Regions from separate parts of the Homo sapiens genome. Here region 2 is linked to region 1. The links are chromatin loops, found by intact Hi-C in ENCODE. Cell type or tissue: sigmoid colon. All regions are shown on one strand.

Region 1 (8,000 bases):
TGTGCTTTTGATGTGCATATACATAAACATCTCAATGCCTTAAAGAGCAGTATTGCTGCCAGCATGTCCCACCTCCAGCCCTAAGGCGGTTTTCCCCTATCTCAGTAGATGGAATATACAATCGGGCTTTACACTGAGATATTCCATTGCCCAGGGACGAGCAGGAGACAGATGCCTTCCTCTTATCTCAACTGCAAAGAGGCCTTCCTTCCTCTTTTACTAATCCTCCTCAGCACAGACCCTTTACGGGTGTGGGGCTGGGGGACGGTCAGGTCTTTCCCTTCCCACGAGGCCATATTTCAGACTATCACAAGGAGAGAAACCTTGGACAATACCTGGCTTTCCTAGGCAGAGGTCCCTGCGGCCTTCAGCAGTGTACCGTGTCTCTGGGTATTGGAAGTTAGGGAGTGGTGATGACTCTTAACAAGCATGCAGCCTTCAAGCATTTGTTTAACAAAGCACATCCTGCAGAGCCCTTAATCCATTTAACCCTGAGTTGACACAGCACATGTCTCAGGGAGCACAGGGTTGGGGGTAGGGTTACAGATTAACAGTATCTCAAGGCAGAAGAATTTTTCTTAGTACAGAACAAAATGGAGTCTCTTATGTCTACTTCTTTCTACGCAGACACAGTAACAATCTGATCTCTCTTTTCCCCACAAAAATAGAGAGGGGAAAAAAAGCCCTTAGAAGACATAAATGGCAGAAAGTTGATGATTGGTTTTTTTGTTGTTTTTCTGCCTTTTTTTTTTTTTTTTTTTAGATGTAGTCTTGCTCTGATGCCCAGGCTGGAGTGCAGTGGCGTGATCTAGTCTCACTGCAACCTCTACCTCCTGGGTTCAAGCAATTCTCCTGACTCAGCCTCCCAAGCAGCTGGGATTACAGGCGCGTGCCACCACACTCAGCTAATTTTGTATTTTCAGTAGAGACGGGGTTTCACCATGTTGGCCAGGCTGGTCTCAAACTCCCCACCTCAGATGATCTGCCTGCTTTGGCCTCCCAAAGTGCTGGGGTTACAGGCATGAGCCACCATGCCCGGCCAGTGATTGTTAAAGCTGAGCTATGTGTACATGGAGGCTCACTGTACTATGTCCTCCAATTTTTTGCATATTTGAAATTTTCCATTATATAAAGTTAAGCATTATAGATCTTTATGTTGTGGTACTGGTCCATGGACAGATGAGTAACCGTGAAAGAATAGGAAGTCCAGAAATGCACCCTAACACAAGCAGAAATTTAATAAATACAATACAAATGTGGCATTTCAAATCAGTGGGGATTGTTTAAATGTTATTGGGACAACTGGGTAGATATCTGTGAAAAATAAGCTTAGAGGCTGGGTGCGGTGGCTCATGCCTGTAATCCCAGCACTTTGGGAGGCCGAGGCAGGCAGATGGCCTGAGGTCAGGAGTTCAAGACCAGCCTGGACAACATAGTGAAACCCCATCTCTATTAAAATACAAAAATTAGCTGGGCATGGTGGCATGCGCCTGTAGTCCCAGCTATTCCAGTTCCTCGGGAGGCTGAGGCAGGAGAGATGCTTGAACCTGGGAGGCGGAGGTTGCAGTGAGCCGAGTTTGTGCCACTGCACTCCAGCTTGGGCGACAGAGCAAGACTCTGTCTCAAGGAAAAAAAAAAGTTTAGATTCCCACCTTTTACCTTACACCAAAATAAATTCCAGCTGGATAAAAGATGTGACTGGAATAAAAAAATTAAATTGTGAAATCTCTAGAAAGGAATGTGGAAGAGCCATTTTGAAGACATTATAATAGTTCTGGAGTAGGAAAGGTCTTCTGCGTGTGATAAAAAAAACTTGCATGGGGAAAAAAGCATAAATAAAAGATATATGACAATCTGTGAAAAATATTTGCAGTTCACACCACAGACACAGGTCGAATTTCCTTGACATATGAAGAAGTCTGTATGGCGTAGCCATACAATGGAACATCATGCAACAATAAAAAAGAATGAAGTACTGATACATGGTACAACATAGATGAAACTTTATTTATTTATTTATTTATTTATTTATTTGGAAATGGCGTCTTGCTCTGCTGCCCAGGATGGAATGCAGTGGCACGATTTTGGCTCACCGCAACCTCCACCTTCGGGTTCAAGCAGTTCTCTTCCCCTAGCCTCCTGAGTAGCTGGGACTACAGGCGCATGCTGCCATGCCCAGCTAATTTTTTGCATTTTAGTAGAGATGGGGTTTCACCGGGTTGCCCAGGCTGGTAACTCCTGAGCTCAGGCCCTGCCTGCCTCAACCTCCCAAAGTGCTAGGATGACAGGCATGAGCCACTTTGCCCGGCCAGATGAACCTTGAAGCCATTATGTGAAGTGAAAGAAGCCAGCCACAAATGACCACATATTGTATAATTCCATTTATATGAAATGTTCAGAATAGGCAAAACTATGGAGACAGAGAGTTGATTAGTGATTGCTTAGGTGTGGGGGTGTTTGGTGGGGGAGGCATGGAGGTGTATGGTATATGCATGGTGGGGGTGATTGCTAATGGGTACTGGATTTCTTTTGAAAGGGAGACAAAATGTTCTAAAATTAGATTGTGATGACAGTTGCACAGCCCTGTAAACATACTAAAACCACTGAATTGTACATTTCATATGGGTGAATTTTATGGTATGTGGACTGTATCTTAATAAAGCTGTTAACAAAAAATCAATACAAACAAGGCCAAAAACACAAAAGCAAGATGGACAATGAATATAACGAGACAATCCATGGGGAAAGAAGTACCTCTTAGGCCCAGGAAAGATGCTCAACAGTGCTCATAATAAGAGAAATACATTAGCCGGGTGTGGCGACACACACCTGCAGTGCTAGCTACTAGGGAGGCTGAGGCAAGAGAATCACTTGAACCCAAGAGACAGAGGCAGCAGTAAGCTAAGACTGCACCACTGCATTCCAGCTGGGGCAACTAAGTGAGACCCTGTGAAAAAAAAAAAACAGAGAGAGAAAAAAATATAAGACCGAGCATGGTGGCTCATGCCTGTAATCCTAGCACTTTGGGAGGCTTAGATGGGAGTATTGCTTGGGCCCAGGAGACCAGTTTAGGCAACAAAGTGAGAAGGGTATCTCTACAAAAAAATCAACAAAATTAGCTGGGTGTGGTGGCATGTATCTGTAGTCCCAGCTACTTGGGAGTCTGAGGTGGGAGGATTGCTTGAGTCTGGGAGGTTGAACCTGCAAAAGTGATATAAAAGTCCAATGAGTATCATTTTCACCTGTTCAGCTGGGAAATTTCAAACAAAGTATGATAATGTGCTCTTGGTCTGACTGTAAGGAAACGCTGTACACTGATGGTGGAAATCAAGACAGTTCAGCCTCTGAGAAGGGCGATTTGGTAATATCTATACAGTTAACATATTCATATCCTTTCTCCCAGCCTGGAGCTACCATGTGCCCATGAACTGTCTTCTAGGCTTGTTTGCTATGAGATAATGAGGCCTTACATAATTAAACTTTTATTATGTTGGGTTTTCTGGTCTGTGAGACCAAAATGAAAACTGATAATTGTAGCAATTCCACTTCCAGGAATTTATTCTAACATGTTTTCCCTACGTGTTTTTCATAGCAATGAATTGGGAACCACCCACATTTCCATCTAAAGAAGAGTAGTTAAATACGTTATGGCGCCTCCATGTACTGCCATGCAGGGAATACAGTATTGCTTTACAAAGGAATGACGATGCTCTTCATGTGCGATGGACAATGATCTCCAAGATGTGTTGTTAAGAGCCCCATGTAAGGTCGGGCACAGTGGCTCACGCCAGTAATCCTAGCACTTTGGGAAGTCACGGTGGGCAGATCGCTTGAATGCAGGAGTTCGAGACCAGCCTAGGCAACATGGCAAGATCCTGTCTCTACAAAAAAACACAAAATTTAGCCAGGTATACTGGCATGCACTTTTAGTCCCAGCTACTTGGGAGGCTGAGGTGAGAGGATTACTTGAGCCTGGGAGTTGGAGGTTGCAGTAAGCCAAGATCACACCACTACAATGCACTCCAGGCTGGGTGACAGAGTGAGATCCTGTCTAAAAAAAAAAAAGAAAAGAAAAATCCTTGCGTATGATATGCTACTATTTATGTAAAAGCTAAAATATATGTATATTTTATACTTGTAAATATAGAGAAAATCTCTGGGTGGAGATGTGGAAAGTGATAATTGTGTGGTAGAGGGCTAGGGTGTGAGAGACTCACTTTTCACTGCATATCCTTTTTGTGCCTTTTGAATTTTATACCATGTGTAAATTGACCTATTCAAAATGATAAGCAGAATAAAGGATGCCACGCCAGGAAGATGGTGCACCTTGAGAATAGGACTGTCTCTACTTGCACTTCACAACTATCAGATATGGCTCCAGATATGCAGCTTCTCCGAAACACCAGGGGAATTCGAAAAGCACAGTCTTATTGCCCAAACGCTGGGTTATGGTCCTGGAGATGGATTCTAATTTGCCATGTGCCTTTAGGTGGGTTACTTCCCATCTCTGAACCTCTGCTGGACCACCTGACTCCTAGGGGCCTTCCAGATCTCAGGCTCTGATTCTGCTGCTCAGCCAATACAAGGCTCACTAGACAGCCACCAGATGGCGCTCTGACCCTGCTTCCAAAGTGAGATGAGGCTGGGCCCATCCAGCTTTTACAAATGATGGGTGTCACTGGAGGGAATTTTAATATTGAAAGTATCAAAAAGGTCACTTCTGTAATCCCAGCACTTTGGGAGGCCGAGGTAGGGGGATTGCTTGAGCCCAGGAGTTAGAGACCAGCCTGGGTGATATAGCAAGTCCCTTATCTCTATTTATTTATTTAGAGACGAAGTGTTGCTCCTTGCCCAGGCTGGAGTGCAGTGGTGCAATCCCGGCTCACTGCAACCTCTGCCTCCCGGGTTCAAGGGATTCTCCTGTCTAAGCCTCCCAGGTAGCTGGGATTACAGGCCTGTGCCACCATGCCCGGCTAATTTTTTTTTTGTATTTTTAGTAGAGACGGGGTTTCACCACGTTGGCCAGGCTGGTCTCAAACTCCTGACCTCAAGTGATCCACCCGCCTCCGCCTCCCAAAATTCTGAGATTACAGGCATGAACCACCCCACCTGGCACCCCCATCTCTATTAAAAAAAAAAAAGAAAGCATCAAAAAGGGTGTGATTCAGGGAGCTGCATAAAACAAAAAGAGGTGCTGAGGGCTGAGTTTCTCCAGGAGTCAGATGGTGGAGGACACAGTCAAGTGCCCTCAACCAGGAGGGCAGGGTGGCCTAGCGTAAGAGGCTGGCAAGACTGCAGGCTGGCAGGAGGTTTCAGCCTCCCTGTGAGCTGGGGAGGCCTTGGCTGGGGCAGAGAGCCATGAAGGGCATGGGCTGTGGAATCAGGGGCGGGCAGGTCTGTTGACCTCTCTGAGCTTGTTCCCATCTGTAAAATGGGGTAATTCTGTCACCTGTGATATTGATTGTCATTCTTTTAATAGTGTTTGTTCTTGAAACATTAGAAAGCTCAGTAAATGTAGCTGTTATGTCTATGGGTAACGGGGAAGCTGCCTCTACAGAGGACACCTTTTCTTGGGGCTTGATATCCAGGCTCCTAGCCCAGAGGGTAGGCACGAGGGCTTCTTGGAGGAGGGAGATCCCCCGTGTGAGGCAGCGGTACTCTGTAGGAGCTGATCATTGCTGGGCTCAGAAAGAATTCCCTAGTTGTCTAATGTACGGCAAACACCGCAATTACTTTTGCACCAACCTAATAGATATCTCCTGGTTTTTCCTTTTTATGTGGACATGTGAGGAAAGTCCTATGTATCTTTGCCTTAAAATGGTTCTGTTTAAATGTTATAAAATATAAATGCTATGGATTAAAAAGAGCGGGTGGCCTTTTTAAGACATTTCTGGCTGAAGCCAGCATTGAAACTGCTGGAAACCACTAGGGCTGTTAATGTGTGATTTTTAGCGACTCCGGGCAAAGCGACCTTTTCTCCAGAGCAGAGATTGGTGTTAGTGGGGAGGGGTGCCGGCAGGATAAATGCTGCAGTGGGACACTCTTCTCCGGAGTGAAAGTGACCAAGTGGGAGGAGTGTCTGCCTCAGGCCTCTGCACTTCTTCCTCACTTTCTCAGCTGAAGGAATCTTGGAACTATGTGCTTATAGGAAGGGAAATCTTTTTATCCCCCCACGGAAAGGGGCTCTTTGCCCACCACATGAGGTTGTACCTCCTGGAAGAGGCTCCTTGTTAATTCCATCAAGGGGGCATATCAGCTGGCTTTGGCCCTAGTGGAATAGAGTGGAAATTGGTTTTCCTTCCTCAAAAACAGAACTAAAGTCTTTCCTGAGAGCAGCAGATCCCAGTCTTTATTTCTCCAAAACAGTGCTTCCAGAACTTTCCTGTTAAAATGCAGATTCCCAGTGGCCATTACGCAGTGATTCTCGAGAGAGTAGGTCTGGTGACTTGGTCCTGACAGGCCTGGTGGGAAAAAGCAGTTCCAGCTGCTTCAGCCCTCCAGCAGGGGCTGGGGGATGACAAGGACATGGAAAGACCCCAGAGCATGGATGGGAGGGAGCTGGCTCAGGGGCCACAGGGCCCTACCTCAGGGGTGCAGGCTGAGCAGGCAGGTAGGGCAACACTATCCCAAAGCAAATAGCAGTAGCAGGGCGGCCTCTAGGTCTGAGGGGAAGGAGGTGGAGTGGGAGAACATTGCATTTGCAGTCCAAGCTCTGCTCCTTACCTCCTGGGCGACCTCAGACAAGTCACTCAGCCACTTGGGCCTCACCTGTAAGTTGGGCATGGTGATTCCTGCCTGGCATCTGATAGAAACTCAACAGAGGTAGTGGTTTTCTTCCTTGTATTAGATCATCTGAACTTGGCCCGCAGGCCCCTCGGGCAACAGGCCTCAGAGTGTCTCTTGCGCTGTGAGAATAGGGGAGGTAGTGAGCTAGGCCTATGCCCTTTGTAACAGTACCCACACATACCCCTGCCCCTGCTGCGGACCTCCTTGGCTCACCTGTCCCGATCGCTCCCGGATTGTTGGTCTCTTATGGCAACTGAAAGTACAGATGGTCATGACCGCCTCCTGGGTCCTTATCAGGCCTCAGTTTCCCTAGGGGTGAAATGAGGCAGGCTGAGATGCCTCTGGGGCTCCTTCCAGCTCTGGCCAAATCTTGCATGAGGATTTGTTCTGCTCTGTGCTGACTGAGGCAGGGAAGGGGAACCATGTCATCCTTCATGGCCCTGCTGCAGGTGTCCCCTGGGGACCTCGGCTGACTTCCTGACTGCTTTCAGGGTCTCCTCATGAACATGAGGCTTTGTCTGAATGCCATGGTCAGATTTTTCACCATGAACCAACCAGAAGGAAGGGGAGAAGTCCTCTCCATGATTGTCCAAATCAGAGTGGCTTTTTGGCTTTAGCCTGGCTCTGTTACTTTTCTGGTGTGACTCTGAGCTTATCTGAGCTTTCTGTATCGATCCTCCTTATTAGCAAATGGAGGGGAGGAAGAGGTGGTCCCTGTAGGTCCTTTCTATAAAGGCAGGCATACTTGGTCCCACTGTGAGACTCTGTACATTTCCACTGAAGATCCATTCCTCACGCTTTGAGGGCCCTTTTTGAGGCTGGCTGGGGAGCCGAAGCTCCCCCTTCCTAAGCATTTTAGCCGTGGGGTTTAGACAGGTCCACTGGCCTAGTGGAAGCATGAAGCCCTCATTCACAGAGTGGGCACGATTTTGACTGCCTTGCCCACCTCACAGGTTCAGAGAGTGGACAGAAGGAAGGGTCCACTAGAAAGTAAGTACTGTGCTGGTATGGTCGATTACGAGGTCCATTTTTGCAGCCCAGAGCAGGGGGAAGTGGGAGCTGCTGTTCACTTTTGATGCTTGGATTGGGATGGCCTGACAGCAGCCTGGCCCCGGCAGTGATCTGCCCTCAGCATCCTGGAGCCCCAACCACTCCCAGCCATGGGCTGACCCCATGGGAGGTGGCGTCCTAGGGGTGGGTTGTGGGCCTTCCGA
Region 2 (8,000 bases), 140 kb after region 1:
ATTAGAAGAGGGAAGCCAGTTAAAGGACAGGCTTGCAGGAGAGACAGCTCATCTCAGGTGGAAGTGACCATGAGCGACGAGAGAGCAAGAGAGGGAGAGGTGAGAAGAGGGTGGGCCCCGGGGTGGGGGTGATGTGCTATGCCACCTCTGCAGGGCCCGGCCACCCACGAGACAGGGGTGCTGGGGAGTGCAGGGAGAGAAAGAAGGCTTGGTGAGATCTGTGCCAAACCACTGTTTCCAGGTTGGTGGTTTGCACTGGAGTGAGGCTGGGTGTGGTCTGCGCTTCACACCACTTCTCCCCACAGCCCCCATCGCATCGCCACCCCTGTTGGGTGGCAGGCTCTGTCCAGGCAAGGATGGGGCAGCCTGGGAGTCAGCCTGACAGCATCTGGTGTCATGTCTCTGCCATTTAGTGGCCCTGGGAGTTCGATCAGGTCATTTAGTGGATGTAGTCTAAGGATTGTCCACGGAGAAACCCAGGCAGCTTATTCAGATACAGACTCTTGGGCCTTAGGCCTAGAGGTGCTGACTCGGAAAGTCTATGCTAGGGTTAAGGCATCTGAATTTTGTTTCAAATTCCCTGTGGGACTCAGACACACAGCCAATGTGTTAGTGCCTCTGTCATTCTCTAGCCTCAATTGCAGAGCGAGGTGAAATGTAGGTAGGTACACAGCACGTGAGCCCCCTTCTCACCCCCTTCTCACCAGACCCACTCTCCTTTTTTTTTTTTTTTTTTGAGACAGAGTCTAACTCTGTTGCCCAGGCTGGAGTGCAGTGGTGCAATCTCAGCTCACTGCAACCTTCCCGTCTCCTGGGTTCAAGGGATTCTCCTGCCTCAGCCTCCTGAGTAGCTGAGATTACAGGCATGCGCCACCAAGCTCAGCTAAGTTTTGTATTTTTAGTAAAGGTGGGGTTTCAACATGTTGGCCAGGCTGGCCTTGAACTCCTGACTTCAGGTGATCCACCCGTCTCAGCCTTGCAAAGTGCTGGGATTACAGGCGTGAGCCATCGCGCCCGGCCAGAGCTGCTCTCCTTTGAGTCCCCTGGAGATTTCACGTGGAGGTGACATTCACATCAGCCTGGCTGGCCAGCCAAGCCTCTGGCCAAAGTCAGCATCTGAAGAGCCAGAACACACATTTCTGCTGCCCTCCGGCAGGCAGGGTGAACCCCTGGACACACGCTGGCCCAGGTAACAGCTTTGCTTGGAGCTCAAAATGAACAGCTCTACCAGAGCCAGGAGTGTTGGTGGTGCTGGTGGTGCTGATGGAGGACAGGTGAAGTGGGGTGGGGGTTATTCATGGTAGCAAATGTTTATCCGGGTCCTGGCAGTGCCAGGTGTTTTGCAAATATAATCTCATTCGAGCCCCACAAAACCCTGTGAACAAGGCTATGACTTTACCCATTTTACAGATGGGGAAATGGAGGTCACACAGCTTGTTTTGTTGTGTTGTTATCTAGGAATTTGAATATTGTTTAATGTGTTATAAGATATTGTAGAGTTGATCACAAGCTATTAAAAATGGTAATGTACAAACGTGGATAGATATTTATCTACAATACGGGTAAGTTTTGTTTCTCCTGTAATAGATGTTGATGAACAAGTGAGGGGACAATTGATTTTTGGTTATCTTTTTTGTTCTTTTTTGCTCGGGCAAGTTGCACTATTAAAATATTGAGATTGTATAAATATAGTCAAAAGCTGCAAGATGGGAAAATCTTGTAGATGTCAAATAAGAAGTCATTATACTAACTTTTTAGAGTCAATCTGACTCCAGAGCCTCTGCTCGCTCCACTGCCTACCCCAAATCTCCCACAACGCAAGACCAGGCTTCTAGGTGGCCCCCAAAACCTCAGGCCTGCAGTCCTTTGAGCTCCACCTAGGAGAGGTAGTTAGGGCAGATGGCTCTTTGGGAAGTTTCCTCCAGGGAGTGGCAGGTACCTGTTGGCCTGGAATCTGGGGAGGACTGGTTTGGTGGGTCTGAGTCAGGTTCAAGCCACATGATCCCATGGCTGTTTAATAATATTTAACATTTTTACTGCCTTTCTTCCCTATTTGTTCCATTAGCGATCCGCCTCCAGCTGCCGGCAGGACACATCCTTAGCCTGACCCTGCCAGCCCATCTGTCACTAGGAGACAGCTCCCATTTGAGCCTCTCTGTTTTTAGACTTCAGGAAGGTTGAGCATCTCAAACACAGGGGCTATCCCTTTCTTATAAATAATTAGCAGGAAAGATGCCTCCAGGGCCCCGGACAATAGAGGAAGTGCATTCACCTAAATAAATTTCTCACCCTCCATGCTCCCTGGACCCCAGCGCCCCAGAAATGAAAATTTCAGGGTTCTTTCTACCTGGGGAGGGTCATACCAACCAGCTAGAGTCTCTGAGGGGTTTCAGAGTCCAAGTTAAACCCCACTGCTGCCTTCTCCTCCTTCACATTTTTATTCCCTGGAAGGGAAAGAGACAGCTTGAGGGGCGCGGGAGGAGGGGGGAGTCCTCTGGCCCTGCCTCTTTTCTCATTCCCCTGAACAGCTTTTCCCTGAATCCTCCACCACATCTCCCTCCCTTCTGGATTTGGCCTCGGCTTTGCTCCCCTCTGTCTTCTTCCTGGTTTCTCCTTCCGAGCCCTTTGTCCGTCCTGCCTCCCAGCCTCACTGTCCTGTCCTAGCTCTTGTCATAGCACTTTGCGTGCGCTTGATTGAGATACTTCCCCACGCTGTCTGGTTCTGAAGAAACATCTGTAAGTGCCTAGGCTGAGTTTCTTGGAGTGCAGTGGCAGCGTCTGCATCATTTTGGGGGGCCCCAGGACTCAGCGCAGTGTCTGTTGCTCAGTACCTCACCCTGATGCATTTGCGGCAAGGACTTGAAGTTCAGACGATGAGCTTTGTGTCTTCATTCCCAAAGGAAGAAGCCACATCATTCGCCCTCCCCCGCGCCTCCCCCCTGCCCTTGGCCTGTTCTCTGAGTAACTGCGGGCTGGCAGGGTCATGGGACTCATGGCGATTCCTCAAACCCCGCCTGCATGGTAGGTGGGAGTGTGATTTTGAAACATTTTCTTGGGAAACAGTTAATTAAATGCTCGATGGAGTCAAAAGTAGCACTGTAGTTGGGCATTTGAATTCAGAATTTGAGTCCTGACCTTCGTTTGGCTAGTTGCTTTCCTTCTTTGGGCTTGAGCTGTTTCCTCTCTTTGTAAAATGAAGTGATAATATCGACCCTGCATTTGCAAAATGAAGTGATAATATCGTCCCTGCCACCTGCCTGCAAGGTCGTCACAGCCTGCACACAGTAGGTGCTCACTTGTTGGGTCTGTGAACTGACTGAATGATGCTGACCCAACACTGCCACCTTCTGGTAGAGATACTCTAGTGCTGAAGGGTGAATCCTGGTTCAGACCCAGAACTAGGAATTCCTCCTAGGCAGTGAGATGAAGGAAGAAGAGCCTTCCCTGAAAGGGCGTCCACTCCCCTGTTCGCAGGTGAGTCCAGCAACTTCATCTACCTGTGGCGTCCAAGTCACCGTGGGTGGTGATAAGCTCTTCCATTTCCTCCGGGCAGCCACTTGCAGGTAGCCCAGGAGCACAGGGTGGAATGGGTTCCACCATCCACCAGCTGATACACTTTCCCCCGGTGACTGACTGCCAACAAGGGGTGAAGGACATTTTTTTTTTTACTTGAACAAACATTAAAAACCTTTCTTTTTTTAAAAAATTCAAGCATTTAATGCTATTAATTTCCATGTATACATTGCTTTCACTGAATACCACAAATTTTCATATGTTATGTTTTCATTTTCACTTAGTTCAAAATAATTTCTAATTATTCATGATTTCTTTGACTTTGAGGGTTTTCAAGAATCTTTTTATTATTGATTTCTAATTTAATTTTGTTGTGTTCAAATAACATTTTCTGTATGCTTTAAATCCTCTTAAATTCATTGAGATTGGTTTTATAACCCTGAATATGGTCTATCTTGGTAAATATTCTAAGTACACTTGGAAAAAAATGTATATTCTGCTGTGTGGGGTGGCGTGTTCTGTAAAATATCAATTGGGTCCCGTTGATTGGTAGTCTTTTTAAGTCTTTCATATCCTTAATGATTTTTAGAGGTCCTACTTGTTCTATCAATCATTGGATGTTAAACTCTCCAACTATAATTGTGAATTTGTCTTCTTGAAAAGGATTCAAAATGAGGGGAAAAACCCTTTATGTTTACTCACCTACTTATGATTTCTAATATTCTTCATTCCTTTGTGCAGAAACAGGCTTCCTTCTGGAATTTTCCTTCTGTCAGAAGGACTTCCTTTTATATTTTTTGTAGCTCTGGTTTACTGCTGATGCATTCACCCAGGTTTTGTTTGTCTGGGGGAAAAAAAGAGTATTTTGTCTTCAGATTGGAAAGGTATTTTTGCTGGGTATAGAAGAGTAGAATAAGAGACTTTTTTCTTTCTCTCAGAGAGTAAAATATATCGCTCCATTGTCTTCTGGCTTGCTTAGTTTCTGATAAGAGACCTAGTGTCATTTTTATCTTTGTTCCTCTCTACCTGTGTGTTTCCTGCCTCTGGAGAAAGATTTTTCTTCTTCTTTTTATTTATATTTTTTAAACAGGGTCTTGCTCTGTCACCCAGGCTGGAGTGCAGTGGCATGATCATAGCTCACTGCAGCTTCGTTCTCCTGAGCTCAAGCAATCTTCTTGCCTCAGCCTCCCAGGTGGCTGGGACTGCAGGCGTGCACCACCATGCCCAGGTAATTTTTTTATTTTTAGTAGAGACAGGGTCTTGCTAAACTGCCCAGACTGGTCTCGAACTCCTGGGCTCAAGCGATCCTCCTGCCTCTGCCTCCCAAAGTGTTGGGATTCCAGGCATGAACCACCATGTCCAGCTCTGATTTTTCTTCTTATTACTGCTTTTTAGCAGTTTGATTATGCTGTGCATTGATGTAGTTTTCTTCATATTTCTTTCTTTTTTTTTTTTTTTTTAAGGTATGCTCTTGCTCTGTTGCCCAGGCTGGAGTGCAGTGGCACAATCTTGGCTCATTGCAATCTCTGCCTCCTGGGCTCAAGTGATCCTCCCACCTCAGTCTCCTGAAGAGCTATGACTACAGGCGCACACCACCACACCTGGTAAATTTTTGTATTTTTTTAAAATAGAGATAGGGTTTTTGCCATGTTGCCCAGGCTGGTCTTGAACTCCTGGGCTCAAGTGATCTGCCTGCCTCAGCCTCCGAAAGTGCTGGGATTACAGGCATAAGCATGGGTCTGTTTTCTTTAGCTGATTTTTCTACTGGTTGTGGGTCTTATTTTCCTTCTTTTTTTGCATGATGGATAATTTTTTACTGGATGCTAAACACTGTAAATTTTGTATGGTTAGGTGTTTAATTTTGTTGCATTCATTTAAATGTTACTGAGTTTTGTTCTTGGATGCTGTTTTGTTACTGAAATCATTGATATTTTCAAGTCCAGCTTTTAAGATTTAGTAAGACAAGACTGTGTACCTTTCACCCTGTATTCACATCAGGGAAAGCTGGGTGAAAGGTATACAGGACCTGTATACCTATTATATTTTTATATAGGTATTTTTATATTTACTTTATTTTTCAAAACTAAGAAATAAAAATTAGTGCTTGCATTGTATTAATGCAATACAAACTTTGCTCGGCTTGCACTAGTTTTCCACTCATGTTTTTTGATCTGTGTCAGGATCCCCTCCAGGGTCCCACCTTCCATTTAGTCATTGCGTGTTTTTCGTTCCTCTGATCTGTGATAGTTTCTCAGTCTCGCTTTTCCATGATTTTTTGGAGAGCACAGACCAGGTGTTTTTGTAGAACATCTTTCAACTTGGGTCTGTCAGATGTTTTCTCATAATTAGACAGAAGTAATGGATTTGTGCAAATACCACAGAAGTGAACCCCCCCACCCCACCCCGTTTTTTAGAGACAGGGTCTTGCTCTATCGCCCATGCCACAGTGGAGCGATCATAGATCACTGCAGCCTTGGACTTCTGGGCTCAAGTGATCTTCCCCTTTTACCCTCCCGAGTAGCTAGGACTACAGGCACAGAACACCACACCAGCTTATTTTAATTTTTTAGAGATGGGATCTCACTATGTTGCTTAGGCTGATTTCGAATGCCTGTCCTCAAGTGAGCCTCCCGCCTCAGCCACCCAAGCTCGAGATTACAGGCGTGAGCCACTGCACCTGGCCTGAACCGCCCTTCTCATTGCATCATACCAGGGGATACCTGACATCAACATGACCTATTACTGGTGATATTAACCTTGATCATTTGGTGAGGATGGTATTTCTAAGTTTCTCCACTGTAAAGTTATTTGGTAGACAGAAGCTAGAAAATATAGGTATGTATACTAACCCATGTATACTACACATCAATATTTATTTTGTATCTATCCATCTGTACATGTAGTAAAATACCCATTAGTTCATATTGATGTCTCTGACTAATCCAGTACCATATCTAGCCTTCCCTCTTGCTTCTTTATAACTTATTTTATCTTACTTATAACTTGTTATTTATTTATGTATTTGTTCACTCTTTGTATACTTGTGGTAAGAATTGCTAATCCATAACCCTGTGAGAATCAAATTGACTCCCTAGAATACACTCCCTAGAATACTCCCTGGAATGACTCCCTAGAATACTCCCTAGAAGTTTATTTATATTATTTTGGTCTTTAGACTACGTACCTGGTCAAACACCACCTTTCAAAGTTACTTGGTCACTTCCTCTTCTTCCACTCCTTTCAGGAAGGTTTTGTCATGCATTTGTAATACAGTTGGTTTCATTTGCCATGACCTGTATTCCATCCTGGATTCTCTATCATCCCATATTGTCTTTGATTTGCATCCAGTAAAGTTCACTCTGTGGTGTACAGTTCTATGGGTTTCCAGAAATGCATAAAGGCATGGCTTCTATCTGCACCACAGCACCCTAGAGAACAGTTCCATCACCCCCAAAATTTCCTTTGTAGTGAACTCATTCCCCCTCCCACAACCACTGACAGCTATGATCTGTTTTCCAGCCCTATGGTTTTACATTTTCTGGGATGGACTCATACAATATGTAGCCCTTTGTGTCTGACTTCTTTTATTTAGCAAAATGCATTGAAGAATCATCCACGTTGTTTCATTAATCAATGGTTCTTCATTTTTATTGCTGAGTAGTATTCCATTGCATGAATGCACCATGGTTTGTTTATCCATTCACCTGTGGAAGTACCTAGTGATTATTATGGCTTGCCTTTTCATTGTCTTAATTATGTATTTTGAGCAATGTAATTTGAAAATTTTTAATATACTCCAATTTATGAGTCTTCTCCTATGGTTTGTGCTTTTGTATATTGTTAAACAGTCTTTGCCCCCGAGATTATGAAGATATCCTCCTGTGATAGTTACCTAATGTTTTATTTTAGTCCTACATATTAGATCTATGATCAGTCTGGATTTGATTTTTGTGTATGGTGTGAGGTAGGATTATAAAGATTCATTTTTTCCCCATATGAATGTCCACTAAACCCAACATCACTTATGGAAAAGACTGTCCCTTCCCCCACAGCATTGCCATGTTATCTTTGTCATAAATCAGGTAGCCATATATGTGTGGGTCTGTTTCTGGAGTCTCCATTATGGCCATTGATCTATTTGTCTATCCTTGAACAAATACCATACCACATTAATTACTAAAGGCTTAGCATGCATATATATATATATATATATATATATATATATATATATTTTTTTTTTTTTTTGACATGGTCTCACTCTGTCACTCAGGCTGGAGTGCAGTGGCACAATCATGGCATGCTGCAGCCTCAGCCTCCTAGGCTCATTGATCCTTGTACCTCAGCCTCCCAAGTACCTGGAACTACAGGCGTGCAAGACCATACCTGGCCAATTTTTAATTTTTTTTGTAGAGACAGGGTCTCATTATGTTGCCTAGTCTGGTCTCAGACTCTGGACTGAAGCAATCCTCACCCTTTAGCCTCCCAAA

What was found. Peaks named below come from ENCODE experiments on the same cell type or tissue, not always from the same donor. Only the 100,000 strongest peaks of a DNase experiment are listed, where the experiment ranks them.
Region 2: it touches region 1 in a loop (12-fold over the local background); 107 of 110 quality-filtered maps call a loop at or near these places.

Annotation. Positions count from the first base shown.
Region 1 is chr2:26,742,526-26,750,525 of GRCh38, reverse strand. No RefSeq gene overlaps it. Among named protein-coding and RNA genes, the nearest start is that of SLC35F6, 18 kb to the left of the region's middle. RefSeq lists enhancers at 1-481, 7,570-8,000. In sigmoid colon, a CTCF peak has its summit at 4,605 (motif pointing right); a DNase peak (open chromatin) is centred at 4,615.
Region 2 is chr2:26,600,976-26,608,975 of GRCh38, reverse strand. All of the region lies in intron 3 of CIB4 (calcium and integrin binding family member 4), which reads left to right. Among named protein-coding and RNA genes, the nearest start is that of CIB4, 36 kb to the left of the region's middle. In sigmoid colon, a CTCF peak has its summit at 3,381 (motif pointing left); no DNase peak of the experiment used is centred here; H3K27ac peaks cover 315 bases.